Regions from separate parts of the Mus musculus genome. Here region 1 is linked to region 2. Evidence: chromatin loops called from intact Hi-C (ENCODE). Cell type or tissue: heart. All regions are shown on one strand. Links, peaks and the distances in the headings refer to the core of each region. The heading gives the core; the rest is flanking DNA.

The links. Hi-C counts contacts between places; a loop is a spot of excess contacts. Peaks named below come from ENCODE experiments on the same cell type or tissue, not always from the same donor. Only the 100,000 strongest peaks of a DNase experiment are listed, where the experiment ranks them.
Region 1: a loop joins it to region 2, with 2.1 times the contacts of the local background. A loop is called at or near these places in 1 of 42 quality-filtered maps.

The regions. Positions count from the first base shown.
Region 1 is chr7:68,142,921-68,151,101 of GRCm38, reverse strand. All of the region lies in intron 2 of Igf1r (insulin-like growth factor I receptor), which reads right to left. It overlaps Gm51487 (a long non-coding RNA gene), which reads left to right. Exons shown (of 2, transcript XR_003946794.1): 1 at 1-230; 2 at 1,234-8,181. Among named protein-coding and RNA genes, the nearest start is that of Gm51488, 9.8 kb to the right of the region's middle. In heart, for the core only: no CTCF peak of the experiment used is centred there; no DNase peak of the experiment used is centred there; H3K27ac peaks cover 1,091 bases.
Region 2 is chr7:68,212,400-68,220,580 of GRCm38, reverse strand. It overlaps Igf1r (insulin-like growth factor I receptor), which reads right to left. Exons shown (of 21, transcript NM_010513.2): 19 at 5,533-5,662; 20 at 2,045-2,179. Among named protein-coding and RNA genes, the nearest start is that of Pgpep1l, 48 kb to the left of the region's middle. In heart, for the core only: no CTCF peak of the experiment used is centred there; a DNase peak (open chromatin) is centred at 4,850.

The DNA of each region.
Region 1 (8,181 bases), core at 2,358-4,857, 68 kb after region 2:
AGAGGCCCCTTCTGTTTTTTCCAATTAATTAGGAACTGTATGTCTGTAAATTTTTATTTGGTCTTTGAACTATTATCTCCTGATCTCAGATAATCTGGTTTACTCTAAGGTGCTGTCCAAATCATCAAGTGTTCCTTGATTGCTCAGACCTATCCATTATCACCCTTGGATGTAAGAGACTGAAGCAATGAGAAGCATCCTGGACCTCTGAAGACGAGGGTGAACCCAGGGTATCCTTTCAGACACTGTGTACAGGGCACCTGCATAGTCCTGTGATGTCACCTGACCCCACGGGGCTGGGAGCAGGGAAGGTCATACAGAGGGAGGGAGATACAGGTAGCTTTCTGCTTCCTTCCCGTTTGAACCTTTAGCCCAGGTCTCCCTTCATCACCTCCAGACATGTTCTGGAATACCCTCTAGGCTGGTTTTCTACGGTTCACGGGAATTTTCATTGGAAGCTGAAGGAATTAACAGGTAGATTAACTATCTCTATAAACCTGAACCCCAGTAAGCAGACAGTGCCAGCCCGTAAAGCATAGATGAGTCTGGAACTTGGAATGGTGTTCAAGAATCACTTTATCCGTGGTATAAAAATGGAAGCATTCAGAAATGGGAAAGGGCCAAACTGCACTCCGCCTCCTACAACGGGACCTGTGACCCCACAGAAGTTTGGCAATGTCAAGGACACGCGAAGTTTAGTTGCTACACAAAGGGACTGGTGCCTATACAGCGATGCCTAAGATACAGGACCATATTTTCCAAATCAACTTAAATGTGCAGGTGTGTGTGTGCACATGTAGTGCACGTGGAAGACAAAAGGGCAATGCAGTATGCTTTCCACTATTGCTCTCTGCCTGGTCTTGTGAAGCAGGGGCTCTCACTGAAGCAGGAGCTTACTGACTGGCCAAGCTGGTAACCAGCAGGCCTTTTCTGTTTCCTAAGGCCACTTAGTTTTTACACGGATGCCGGGGATCTGAACTCAGCTTCTCACACTTGCAGAACCATCTCTCCATTCCTCCAAATCAACTTTTAAGCAGAGAAGCCTTAAATGCTGCGAACTCCCAAACTATCAGAGTCTTCCTCTTCTAAGAAAGTATCCCCAGGTTTTCCAAATTCTGGACTCAGTCTGAAAGCGAGGGTCTGAAAAAGCCAGAGTCATCTCTTCCACTCGGGGGTGAGGTGGAGGTGGGGGCAATAAGCACTGTAGCAACTTCCTTGACATTCATGTCAAAGGAGCTGCTGCCTTTCTTCAGACCCCAGAGTTTCCTCATCCAGCAGGAGGAGGCAGGGAGGTCAGGGTGCAGAAGCCGTGGAGCCTGTATCCTAGTCTGCAGCGTATGTCAAGGTGTGCTTTGTCCCGATTTAGAGACAGAGCGAGCGTTGAAGTGAAAAAGGGTTAAGAGGATGGAACAAACAGAACATACTTTGCAGGCAATGACAGTGACCCAGGTAAAGGCAGAAGCTGTGCTCAACTCCCTGTAATGGGAGCCAGACATGCAACTTCTGTTATGCAATGCTTTGTGAAAAGGGGAAGGCTTTTGGTGGTCTCCACTCTCCCACGGGGGCCTCTCTCCCACGGCCTAGGAACGCAGGAGAGAGGAGGAATGGCCACCACAAGTCTGGGCTGCATTCCTCTGTTCTGCTTCTCCATGGGGCCTGGGAGCGAGCACCTTTGCAAGAGAAAACTCCCCAAGAGCTACTGGATTCTGGAGCAAAGGCAACTCAGGAACTATGAACCCAGAGGACGGACATCTTCACTTGGCAGATGGAGAAAGTGAAGTTCAAGCAATCTAAGCGAGGAAGGTTGTAGTGCTCGCTCACTCACTGGAGGGGGGTTGGGGGGAGCTTGTTCAAGCTTCCAAGGAGTGAACACAGGGATTGGGACACCAGAAAAGCAGCTTTTCTTCATCTTTGAAATCACAAGCCCTTTGAACACACGAACCGCACACCTTCCTTAAAGAAATACTGGGGATTTTGAAATCAATTTAAGCACCTCTAATTTCCAACCCTGAAACGTTTTACTACGTGCATTCTCTAACTGCACTCGTCTCTCACCTTGTAAACAAGCAAGATCGGCTGGATGAGTGTCCCCTAATTACGGTTTCCTTGGTGCCCGTCTATCCGCATTGGCAGCACCTGAACTTTCTCCTGCACTGTATCTTCCTAAATTGACATTCTCAGCCCACACTGGCACGCTGGCCTGGTGCCATTCAACAGCACAAATGACACATCCCAAGCCTGATACTTCCGTCCTCCTGCCCTCTCCACACTGCGTGTCCGTAATCCTGCCCTCCACCCACTCCCCAACCCTTTGAAATTTCTAAACCCCAGCAGAGGAAGCCCTGTAGGGCTCTTAATAAGCTCAGTCATGCTCGAAATATCCGTTTTACCCACAGGGTATTGTAGGCAGCAATTCCGACCAGAGCACATCTCGGCACGAGATCATGGCCTCCAAAGCCCAGCGTTCAGAACTCCTAAGAGCACCGCTCTCATGCAGTCCCACTGGAACACTTGGGAACTTCAAACAGTTTGGGGGTGGGAAAAAAACATCCTCTCTGATACTTCCACCTTCCACCTACACTGTGGGTTAGGAAACTCCTTCCTGTTGCTGTGGCCACGGAGGGTACATATCGCAACTCTCCTGGCTCTAGTGTTTGTGAAACCCACAGGAACTCTGCCACCACCTACACAGAAAGTCCCATGCCAGAGACAACGACGCATAAACATTTTATGTTAAGTTAGCCACATGCTAAGAAAATATCATCTTGATCAGGTATTTTTCTAGTTCTGTCTCACGTTCAAGTCTCAAGGCCCACGTGGAGGGGAGCACGGAAGTACACTGGTTGCATATCTTCTGCCCCACTGGAAGATGCTTGGGATTTCTGAAGAAACCACCTGTAAATCAGTCTATCCCTTAGGTAATCGAGAAAGAGAGTCCATGAATTGTGTTTCATTGATGTGAGTCCTATAGGTGCTTCCCCTTGGACAAGGATAGGTACCAAGAACACCATCCTGGGCTGGGGAGATGGCTCAGTAGGTAAAGTGCCTGGTGTTCCACAAACATAGGGCCTGCGTTTGGTTTCCTAGCAGCCAAATAAAGCACAGGACTTGGCAACAGGACCCTGGGATCTCCCTGGCTAGACGCCCTCGTTGAAATAGCAACCTCTGGGTTCAGGGAGATGTTGTAGTAAAGATAATAGTGATAATCAAGGTGGAGATGGCTAGAGGATGATGGTCGACACCCACCGTCAACTGTGGCCTTCACCTGTGCACATGCACACACAGGCAGCAAGTGCACCCCATATACTACACACACAGGCAGAAAGTGCACCCCATATACTACACATACAGGCAGAAAGCGCACCCCATATACTACACACATAGGCAGCAAGTGCACCCCATATACTACACACACAGGCAGCAAGCGCACCCCATATACTACACACACAGGCAGCAAGCACACCCCATATACTACACACATAGGCAGCAAGCGCACCCACATATACATATACACAGTTTTTGAAAAAAAAAAAAAAGCTCAAATCAATTTATAAAACATTAAGTTTTAAGTTGGCCCTTAACTCACTAATATTATTTGAGAGGATCATCAGTGAAATTAGAAACAGAAAGAATTTAATTGGAACCTGTTGATGTGTTTCAGGTTATTCAATAACAAAAACAATCTGCCAGCCCGGTAACATGGTCATTTGCTTTGAATGGGATTGCTTCATTCTGTGGATCCACATTCCCTGAGGTGGGCCCTGAATGGCTAGGCTCATCTTCTGGGAAGAGGGACACAATGGCACGGGGTAGCATTCCTCTGCACATTAATCATGCCAAATATCATTAAAAAACAAAACAAAACAAAAAACCAAAACCTACCAGCCCGGAAGCCATGGTGGCAGCAGTTAAAGCAACAACTTAAGAACAGACGAGGCCCATCTGCATGCCGCTGTGGCCACATTTGAAAAGGCCCAAGGAATGTCTGTCTGTCTGTCTTCTCTGCCTACAGTTTTCAAAATTGGTTTCGGGGAGAGTGAGGTTCATGCTCTGTGTTAGAAACATATTACCGAGCAGCTGTCTGGTTACAGAAGAACACGGGCTTGGGAGAAGTTCACAGTCCAGCCCTGTCAGCTGCTGTAAGTCAAAGGGACTCTGCCTCCTCAGAGTTCCACCGGAGGCAGATGACAGACACCACCCCGCACTGTTAGCCCATGAACACACGCAGCAAGGCACACAGCGACAGCAAGTGTCTCCTGCACATCGGCAGTGCTCTGTCAATATCAGCTGCTGTCTCCACGTAAGTCTCTGGACTGGATTCTCACCTTGGCTTTGCCAACTATGTAACAGTGCAACTAACTGGTGCACAGGTATAGAAGAGATGAGGAGGCTCCTAGGACCTTCCGCCACGGCACGCTTGGAAAAGGAACGTGACGAAGAGCTTCTAGTTAGTTCCCTTCATGTGCTGAAGAGCTGCAGATCTGGTTTCATGGAAGGATGGTTAGATGAATAAGAAAGAAAAAGAGAACTAAAGAATGTTTTCAATTTTAAAAATTATGTGAAATTGTGTGTGTGTGCGTGTGTGTGTGTGTGTGTGTATGCATGTGTGCACAGGCCAAGGTGTACACATGAAGGGCAGAGGTGTGTGTGAGAGTATGTGTGTGTGTGTGTGTGTGTGTGTGTGCACAGGCCATGGTATACCAGTGAAAGGCAGAGGGTAAGTGTGGGAGTCACTTTCTCTAGCCTTTACCTGCTAAGCCTCTTACTGGCCCGTAAGGGCAGGAATCTGAAGTACTTAAACCTCACTTCTGATCAAATAAAACTTTTATAAACTTTAAAAGACCGTTTTCTTAATTTCAGTACTCTTCTCAGACCCTTCTGTCCTAGAGTAACCTCTGTGTGATCCACAATAGACCTGGGCTCACCCAGAACTCCCTGAAGGTTCAATGGTGATGGTGGTTTGGTTTTGTGCAGTTCTAGGAATGTACAGAGACACAGGCTGACCACTGAGGTCATGTGGGGATTAACACTTCATCAGGTACAGGAGCTGTAGCTCAGGGGCAGTGTGCTTGCCTAGCATGCTTGCAGCCCTGGTTCCAACCCCCAGGAACGCTAAAACAGAGAAAACACGTAAATAACATGTCTGCCAGGTAGCAAGCTATTCCAAGACAAGGAAGGAGACTTCTGTGTTTCGAAAAATCTGTTTTGAAACACAAAGAGAGACTGGGACTGTGGCTCAGTTAGTGTAGTGCTTATCTCTATCCGAGAAGTCCTGGGTTCAATTCCCAGCACCGTTTAAATGGGGCATGGTAATAGAGGCCTCTAATCCCAGTCCCTGGAGATAGTGGCAGGGGGACTCCAAGTTCAAAGTTACTCCTGGCTATATAGTGAAGAATGCAAGGCAGACTAGACTGGGCTACATGAGACTCTGTTTTAAAAAGGGAGGAAGAATCCTTCCAATACATAACTTTACTCAACTTTGCTTCAGCTTACATTATAAACGCTGGTGTTAGCATAGATACAGAAGCTCTTTCCTGTGTGGTGATGAATCATTACTCACAACCAAACCAAGTGAGGAAGCAGGGCCCCTTAATATTAATTACGGGATTCAGACAGAGGTAGTTAGAGAACTGTATAATGGTAACACCCAAAACTGGGTTGAGTACCCCAAATACTCAAAAGAAACAGACAATGCTAACCTGGGAGATTAGAAATGATTCTGCAACTAGTTCCCTGCTGCATGTGCAGCTGGAGGCCCCCACAAGTTGGAGGCTTGGTGGGAGACTGAGAAAGCATTTGCTATTCGTTTTCTAGGTCCAAGGCATTTCTTCCAGGATCCATGGGCTGGACTAGATGGAGCAAGTGCAGGCTTAAGAAGCACAGGTACTGTCCACACACTCCTGATCATCAAGATGGGGAGGGTATCCAGCTTGTTGGCTGGTCACTAGAACATCCAGTTCTCCTTCCATTTGTACCACTACTATCTAGGACTCACTGATCTTCAGTCACAGGAAAAGGTCATCTATAGCCAGTGGCCAGAGATAGCCTTTTATGCTTGCTGCACGACACAGTCAGGGCAGTATTCCAGGAATGCACAGACAGCCTGCTCAGCTTCTCTCACTTCCCCTCTCATAGCCCAGATCGAGGAAGATGGATTCACCCATCCTGTCAACAAAGACTGCCAGAATCTCCTGTAGTTGCAGGTATACAATTGTGAGTTGCTATTTAGGTTATGGAAGGGCTGTGGCATGCCAACAGATAATGTGTGGCTACATGGAGGTAGGCATGGGAAGGGGCAAATACACACACACACATATGCACACACACAAACGGAACACATACATAGACACGCACACACACATAAACACAAACATGCACAAAGGCTCACACACACACATACACACTCACACACATAAACACAAACACACACGTGCTCACATATACACACACATGCATGTACACACACTCATGCATACACAAACACACATAAACACACACATATATACCCTACTTCTGTACATGTGTAGTCCTGACTCAGGACCTTGGGACCTGCTGCTCATTCAGCATATGCCGCTTTCTGTTCTCCACAGACATCCTGCAGATGTCCCAGTGACCTGCCTGCCGCCTGCCTTCCCTGTCTTTGAGGTGGTGACAACTCCTGCCACCCCAACATTTTATGTCACAGCTTCCTCTTCAGCTGACTTGAAAGCTTTATTTTGTTCAAGGTCTACCGAGCAACCAAGAAAGAAGAGCTAGTGTTTCACGGGTACAGGGTGGAGTGTTCTGGGGATAGGTCAGTCATCGTTTCCCTTTTAGGGAGACTTGGATCGGTGTTAATGAACTACTCACAGGAACTGGCCAGAATCAGAGCCCTTGAATTTTATGCACTGGTCCAGGGAGGTCCTGAGAGAGTGGATGCAGAGTGCACTGCCTTTTTTCTGCCTTTGCTTGGAATCCCAGAGGAGCCAGATTCCAGGAAGGAAGTGGGGCAGGGAGGCAGCAGGGTATAACGAACAAACAGAAAAACAAAACAACAACAACAACAACAACAACCACCCTCAAACCTGGTCTGGCTCAGCGGGTAAGAGCACTGACTGCTTTTCTGAAAGCCCCAAGTTCAAATCCCAGCAACCACATGGTGGCTTACAACCACCCATAATGAGATCCGATGCCCTCTTCTGGTGCTTCTGAAGTCAGCTACAGTGTACTCAGTATAATAATAAATAAGTCTCTGGGCCAGAGCAAGCAGAGTTCCTAAAATTCAATTCCCAACAACCACATGAAGGTTCACAACCATCAGTAAATCCATCCATCCATCCATCCATCCATCCATCCATCCATCCATCCATCCATCCATCCATCTTCCAAAAAAAAAAAAAAGCCAAAACCAAAGGCATGGCCACAGAAACAATGTGTGCCTATTGCTATTAGTAACAAGGTACCTTCTTCCATTTGGGCTGTGTGCGGCTTCATGGTAGTTTACCCTGTGCTGCCTGTGTTCATTTCCACAGGGACCCCAGGATGGCAGGAAGACCTGCAGCCTTCTCACCTTCAGAACCAGAGCCAAGAACACAGAGCAAATGTCATGAATGGTCAGAGTCACACAGCCTGCAGGAGGCAAAGCTGGAATTCTAAGTGGCTGAGCCTTGAGGTCTCAAAGTTTGTGACCAATACACTGTGGTGGACCTGCCCCGGTTCCAGAGTCACTGGAAATATTCTCATAGCAAGCAGGAAGATCTCAGGGACAGCAGACGTAGTTCTAAATGGGCATGTCTTGCTAGAAGGCACAGCTGATGTGCCTTTTCCAGTAAGCATTACAAGAAGCCCATTTCCATGGTTGAAAAATGCAAAGGATTATTCTGAGCCATCCCGATGATAAAGAGGACAACAATTTGCCTTTAAAAAAAAAATGGAAGCTGGGCACAGTAGCACTCTTCTGTAGTCTCAGAACTTAAGATGGCTGAGGAAGAGGAGGACTTGGGAAGAGGAGTTCAAAGGCTGGCAGGGGAAAACACATCAAGACCTTGTTTCAGATCCACAACGTAAGCAAACCAGAAGGTGGTGGCAAACCTGGCGGCGACGCTTAGGACATCTAAATACTCAATTATTTCTACTTCAAACAGTGTAATTCGTACAAACTGGTAGAGCACAGAAGCAGAAGAACATTAAACACAGGATTTA
Region 2 (8,181 bases), core at 3,355-5,854:
GCCTCACGGGGGACGATGCTAGCCCACACCTTGACATCTCAAGATTCAGAGTACAGTCACTAGCACCTCTCTGTGCTCTGCCCACCACCTGCACTGCACGCCCAACCTCTCCATCTGTACATTGCCTCACCATCCAAGGCGCCACGAGAGTGAGCGCTGCGCTGGGGAAGAGAAGGCCAGGGGTAGGCAGAGTCTTTTGTGTAGAAGTGAAGAAATCTTGACAACCCCCCTGGGATTCTTTCACTAGTGGAGCTGAACCTGTTTTGAAGTGTTTCTGGGAAACTGTATGGGTCCTGACATATCAGTGGGAACCTGCTTTGATGCTTAACCCCGAGATGCAGAGCAACAGCCGAGCCCCACCTTAACGTGTGCACATCAAATGCAAGTCCACTGCTCTCAACCTGTACTCGATGAGCCAATCGGAATACCTTCATGTCTTCCTTGAAACCTCACTCCAAGAAGTGCCATTCTCGGGGCTGGAGAGATGGCTCAGCGGGTAAGAGCACTGACTGCTCTTCTGAAGGTCCTGAGTTCAAATCCCGGCAACCACATGGTGGCTCACAACCATCCTTAATGAGATCTGACGCCCTCTTCTGGTGCTGTCTGAAGACAGCTACAGTGTACTTAGATTTAATAATGAATAAATCTTTAGGCCAGAGTGAGTGGGGCCGACCGGAGTGGGCAACCTTTGTTCCCAGCAACCACATTAAGGCTCACAACCATCAGTACAGCTACAGTGTACTCATATACATAAAATAAATAAATCTTTTAAAAAAAAAAAAAAGAAGTGTCATTCTCCAGACCCACTGAGCCACCAACATCAGATGACAAAGAAAGACCTCTACTCAAGAGAGTACAAATAAAAGGCCCACATGTGGAAAGATTCTTCCCCAATTTTGGCAACACCAGGTAACTTCTGAGGGGTGGAGCCTAGGAGGCTGCCAGGTCATTAGAAAGTTATCTTCAAGATTTAGGACTACAGCAGGAAGATTGTGAACCCCTTTAATGCAGGGGTTCTCAACCTTCCTAATGCTGTGTCCCCTTGACACAGTTCCTCATGTCGTTGTGACCCCCAACTATAACACTACTTTATAATTGTAATCTGCTACTGTTATGAGGCAAAATGGAAACATCTGTGCTTTCTAACGGTCTCAGGTAACTCCTGTGAAGGGGCAAGGGGTCACGACTCACAGGTAGAGAACGGCTTCTCTAATGGCTCCCTTTCACTTTCAAGCCACAAAGTGAGACTGTGCGCTCTGACACACCTTTTCTACCGTAACAGTTACCTCGCCACAAATCCAATGGACCCCACTGCCGCTCCCACACTGGGAGCCAATGTGAAATGCTTCTCCTTGTAAGCTGTTTATCTCAGGGAGTTTCTCGAGTCACACTGGCTGAGCACGGAGGTGGACGTGACACCACGTGTGTACTGCCATCGAGTGACAATTCTCACAACCAATCGATGCAGGATGTTATTTTTAACAGAAGTGGAGCGAGGCAACCATCTCACCAACCCCCCCTAGGGTGTGCCTACAAGCATGTCCAAAGAGGGATGAGCTCAACCGTGCTGTAGGTCCATGCAGCTCGAAGGGATTAAGAAGACAGCAGATGGTCTGTGACCTTGTGCTGGGGCTCTCTGAGCTTTAGTCTACCCGTGCAAGAGAGTGACTCCTGACCACAGAGCTCTGTGTGAGCATGCTGTATAGACCTTCCAGGGGCTTGGGGAGAGCTTTCAAATCTGGCTCAGCAGTAGTAACTAACTTGCATTTTTGTCTTAAAAATTAAATTTTGCATGAAAAAGATGAGCCAGGATTGCTCATGTATTTCAGAGATGGGAGATGGGGGGGGGGGGGTAGTGGTGGCTGAGACGCACGCCATGGTGCAAAGTGCCAATTAGCACTGGGGGGACCAAGGGGGCACAGGATGAGATTAAGGAGCAGCACAAAGTCACAGATCCAACAAGCTCAGCAGCAGCAGGATAGAGCCTTTCTAATCCTCTCCTGTACCCACACACAACGGAGTGGGTGGCTCTGGAAATACATACAGCATATCAGGGCAGTTGTCCGGCTTGTCCAGAAGGCCACCCTCCATGACGAAACGAAGAACTTGCTCGTTGGACAAGCCCTGGTAGGGCTGCTCAGCCAGCGTGGCGATCTCCCAGAGGACGACCCCGAAGGACCTACAGGTGGAACAGAACAGGAACAGCTCAGAAAGGGATGGGAAGGGCCATGTCCCCTCCTTGCCAGCATTTCTTAGACTCTGGGTCCTGAAAAAAAGTGTCCTCAATGTGACGACTGCACTTTGTGGACATCAAACCAGCCAGCTTGCTACGTGTGGGACATCTGTTCCCCTTTGTCACTGCTAAGGCTTCCTATAGGGCTACTGCAACCCAGGGCTGAGGTAATTAATGTTAGGGGCTTCTAACATCTCTCACAGTTTTAAGAGCCCGATCTACAGCGGACACATTCAGTGTCTGGTCCCAGCCATTACTTGGACATAAGCCAAATTAGCTCTAGTTCAGCAAGGAATGCAGAGGACCAGGTCCCAGCCTGGCCACTGACCTGAGACAGCTAAGCATCTCAACTATCTCCTGCAGGGATTTCTTTCATGCCAGCTTAGAAATACTGATGCTAATGGTTCTCCACGCCTCCGCAAGAAGAATCTGATCAGGGTTCTTAAAACAATGGGTATCTTGGGCTCTCCAAAGCAATTCTGACCTGCTGGTTGTAGGGTAGGGAGCTGGGCCTGGAATGTCTCAAAGTTCTGTAGGATCTTGACTTGGGTCAAGGAAGATGAAAACTCGTCCCCTGCAGAACTCAGGAGCCATGGCTGCAGAGGTGGCTGTGTCAGGAAGGGAACTGGGGTAGGATACACTGGCCAGGGGGTGTGTCGCAATAACAAAGAGTCCCTTGGTCTAGAGGCTGGCTGAGGTATGAACTCATCAGGCGAAGCAGCGAGGATTCTACTGCGTGAGGTATGGCCTGTCAGCCCAGAAGATGGAACTAAAGGAGATCCATGCATGCAGACACTTCAGACAGACAATGGTCACACTGTCGCTCAGTGTGAACACACCTTCTCAGGGAGAACCCTTGCTTTCACAAAATTCTTCCTGGCCTGTCTGCTCTTATGGTCAGGCTGTATGGCTAGAATGAAGAAGGCTGCCCATGGCAAGCCAACACAAGGCTTCGGATGGAACCCTAGCAGGGCTGAGCCCCACAGAAGAGCCTGAGGCGGCCATTTTCCACTTAGCACTCTGAGGATCCTGGCCTAAGCTGGAGCAACAGCCTCTGACTGCATCTTAACTTTTGGTTCGCAGCTTCAGTTTCCTTCTAGGAACAAAAGGGTTTTGTCCCAACTGATGCTAAGCAATGTCAGACAGGAACAGAACCTCAGCAATCAGACCCAAGTTCCTTGGGAACCGGCAGTCACTAAGACAGACAGTGCAGTTACGGTTTTCAAAGACCTGGCCCTAGAGAAGCAGGTTTCCTGTGTGTTTCAGGCCTGGGTTCTGCCTTGCAGAGCCTTTGTGGACACTCGGAGGCATTCTTTAGAGGCTGCAGTGCTCACCCTCATGTCTGAATCCGGCCTGAGACAAGCAGTGATGTATGTGGTTTTCTCTTTTTATCAACCGGTCTTGACCAGGTTCCCTTCCAAGCCGACTCCCCTTGTCTTTCATGCTTTCCCTGGTGCACCACAGGCTTTCAGGCATTCAGTCACAATCCTGGCCCCCAGCTCTTGACTGCCATGTCTAGATTGCTGGTTACTTGACTCTACAGACTCAGCATGTCAGCTCCAGTGTAACTCTTGCTGGCACCCTGTTCTCCTCCTGGACTCCCTGCAGGCCAACTTCCCATTCCATCCCACCCCATCTCAGCAGCCAGTCTGCTCATAGGACGGACAGGAAGATAGAGAGTATAAATCAGAAAGAACGAAGACGTGTAAGGGCTGGCCTTCCTGCCCTTGTGAGGGAGGGGACAGTCCCTGGGACATCTCCCCAGAAGCTCAAATAACAGCTGTGATAAATGCAGATGGTCAGGGTGTGGCTTGACCTGAGGACACCTCCCCTCACCATGTTCCTAAGGTCTCCTACCAAGTCAAACAAAATCCTTCCAACTTTTCTTTGGATTTTTACCTACTTCTGACTGTGAATTCATTCTAAAATGACTGCAATTCCTCTAGCAAGCAGAGGTTCAGGCAGAGCTGAGCATCCGTTTATACGTTCTAGTGTCCTTGATGTCCCCAGCTGTGTGCTCAAACACCCCAGCACTTGGCCTTTTCTCTTCACGCATTTTCTTATTGGTTTGTAATGGCTACGTAATCCAAGTGGAGGAAACCTGCAGGAAGCACCCTGTGCGCCTCTGGCTGTGGCATGCAGTTGTTACCCAGAGTCGGGGGAGAATGAGTCTGTGCTCACTCTTTCCCTATCCTGTAAGGTGATCTCCAAGCTTCCAGAAAAATGAAGCTTAGAACAAACAGATGGAAGTGTGGCCCTAGGTGTGCCCTCTCCTGCGACCTCATCTACACATGGAACAGAGTTCTTTGATTCGACAGAGAAGATGTAACCTCGGAGAGGCTAATTGCAGAGCAGACCTCATCCTAGAGTCGGGAAACAACCAGGCCGCGCTGGGTCATATTCAAAGGCTATTTCCAATTTGCACCTGTCTTCCAAACAAGATCCAAGGCTCTTGACCGGGAAAGGTTCACGAGGCTAAAGAACTGATGTCAGTCACTACTGAGATAGTTTCTCTGTGTGGTCATCCGCCCTTTGAATAAACCAACCACCGCTTCTTCTGTGACACAACAGCAACGGGATCTCCCGAGGAGACAGCCAAGACACTTGCTGACATTCGAGGAGGGGGACGACGTGCCAGGGCTCCTGCCTGCCAAGAACTCCAGTTGTATTTTGGAACCCGATGACCTCCACACGGTGTTTCCAAGGAACTGCAGTAAACATTACTACAGAGAAGTCTTTGCACCCTCTGGTCAGTGTGCTACTACCGCAAGACACTTATTATTAAGGAAGATGCTTTGGGTCAGGAATAATGGACATCGTGTGTGTGTGTGTGTGTGTGTGTGTGTGTGTGTGTGTGTGTGTGTGTGTGTGAACAGATGAGACCAACAGAAAACCACAACCACCAAGACTCAAGTTTTGGGTTTAAATAAAGCACTGCCTTCAATCTGAAGGTTTCGTGAGCTGCGGCAGGAGCACATACATACCCAGTACCAACTCACTGAGAGTGGGGAAGAGAGACGGGGGAACAGGCAGAGGCGAAGGCATTTCCCCAGTCTTTGGAAATATAATCAATATTTGCTAAAAATGGAAGGAAATGTTGGTTCTACCTACTCCTTGGCTTCCCACAGATACCTTTTTTGCTTTAATGGACTCCACACAGGAATATCTAAAAGACAAAGGGCTAAACGGCACTGAGAGCTGAACTCAAGGCTGGCAGTTGGTCACAGTGAACAAAACAAGGAGGAGAATGAGCCACGAGTGAGAAGGTCCAAGCTGGCCATGGAGGGAAACTCTCATACCAGACATCAGAATGAGTAGTGAAGACACCATCCTTGAGGGACTCGGGAGACATCCAGCGCACAGGCAGCAACCCCTTCCCGCCTTTCCGGTAGTAGTCCGTCTCGTAGATGTCTCGTGTCATACCGAAATCTGGAGGGAAGATGCACAGTTACTCGGCTGGACCAGGTCTTGGGGCAGAGCCCTGTCCTTCCCCCCATATTCAAGGTGAGACATGTTCTTGCTCCACTCTGAGAGGGCTCTAGCATCACAGCCACTTCACAGGAGAATACAAGACATCTCTGGTCTTCATCAGGCTCCTTTAAGAAATTAACTCCCTTATAACATTTAAAGCGAGAGGCAGTTTGCAAAATCATTGAGTACCATGATTTTTCAAGAAAATATACGCCGCACAGGGTGAGGATATAGTTTTAAAGTTTGGTCCAATACACGGGAGGATGAAGACCCCATTTACTTGGTAGTGTGTCTCTACTGCTGAGGAAAAGGCCTTTTGCCACTCCACAGAGGACAATGTACGAAGTAAGAACTCAGGAAGATAAAAGGACAGCAAACAGCTGAGATGTTCTTCACCAGGCTCCTGGAGCTACTACCCAACACCCTTTCCCAACACAATACTCTCACTCAGTTTTGAAAATGTTTTCCATTTTCTGAGTTTCATCATGGTGAATGGCAGGCTTGCTTTTTTATAATCTCACATTACTGTGTCTTTATCCATTTTTGATTTTCCACTCAACCGCACCACCTTTCCCTCACATAAACTCTTGCATTCTCCTTCCCTGGAGGGAAGAGCTGCTCAACCTTTAAAATGTCCCCTCGCACCTCTAAGTGGTGCCACAAAGAGGTGAGGTACAAAAAAGGCAGAGCAAACCCATGTAGGGTTTGCTCTGCATGGATGTTAACCCAACACAATTGACTTGCACCGCTGTCTGAGCTACTGGCTGCCTCTCTTGAACTGATTTAGGGTGTGTAATCCCTGAGATGGGGGCACTGGGGGACACTGAGGAATGCAGAACTCGCCCGAGGAGGAAAAAGGAAGTGCTTAAATCTCATCTCTGAATTAATCCAGAGACATGCAAATGAGAGGATCTGCTTTGACTTGCATAAAAGGGGAATTCTAGAAAACAATCTCTCTCCCTAAATGCAAAAGAAAAATAGAACAACCCCCTCTTCCCAAACGGGCACACACAATTTAATTCTAAAAAGAAAAATCATAATTATAATAGAAAATATCCTCATAAATGCGCCACATGGTTAAGCAGAAAATATAATCCTTACTGATTTGGATTTAAAATGGCAAAAAGCACACGCACACACAAAAGCATTTTTCCAACTGTAATGCAAAATGGGACCAAAGCAGCCTCTCGGAGTTCCTGGCTGTGCTGAGAAGGGTGCACAGCAGGGTAAGATGAGGACAGGGGCACAGGCTTGCTGTCCCAGCCCGCCTCCTCCTCCAGCTCTGTCCCAATCCACTCTCACTCCACAGGTGGGGAAAGATGGCACAGGGAGGGAAGGCACCTGCCTCAGGCCACTCAGGAGCACAGTTTCCTCTGAGGACTAAAATCTAGATCCCCACACATAAGGGAGGGATGGGAGGCAGGAAGGACCACAAAGGCTGGTTAAGAGGATGCGCCTCTTATCTAGAAACTCTGGGGCGGGGTATCCTCTTAAGGGCTGCCCACCAAGCTAGGCTCCCAGGGCTCCAAATATGAGTGTACAAACCCAGAGACAGGCTGGGGGTATCTTCAGTAACTCCAATGACTGACATCTGTTCTGTAACACAGCTGCATGCCAACACCCCTAACTCCTGCAATCAGCAAAGAAGAGAGCCCGACTTTGGATACCTCTCTAGAGATGACACCCATCGCTTACTAAGAGGCCGGAATGGCTCATGCAAAAACCACTTCTAGGGTTGAGGCAAGCAGAACATCTCCAGGACACAAGCTCAAGAGGCGGCCAAAGGTTAGTGGCTGATCGCTTCTGCTACATCGTCTGTCCCTCTGCTTGTTCTCAGGATGGACACTTGTTATGTTTCTGACCTGCTGGCCTATCGCAGTAGGAAGGTAAAGTATATGCAGGATGGTTTTCTGAGCAACCTTGTTACTACTTTTTTTTTTTTTTTTTTTTGAAGTAAAAGACAAAAAAACAAAGCCAATATACAAGCTGTAAGGCTGGGGAGAATTTCTAGCCAATGACCAGAGATGTAATGCAATCAGTGTTTTAGGATCACAATGTGTTGGCAGCAACAAGGTAGGCTGAGCAGCTAAGGTCATGGCAGGAAGCTATGCACGACAGAACGGCCAAGTGCTTGGAGCTACCACTGAAGGATGCACCTCAGTGGCTTAACCAGCAGCATACATCAGGCCCTCGGTTCAATTCCTGGCAGCAGGAGAGGAGGAGAGAACTTAGAGCCGACCAGTCCTATGAGTGAAAAGCAGTCAGCAGTGATCTCCCGCGGACTGACATGACCACCATATACCCTTCCTGTTACACTATGCAGGGTTTCACCATAGGGGCACCTGGCCTCTTAGGAACCCCATGGGCCTATTCAGGGACAATGCTCTTTGTAAGCTGAGAAACTTGAGGGGTGGACTGGATGGTGACATTCTCCTCAAGCCAAAACCACTTCAGGAAGCAAGCTGCCCCGATTATTT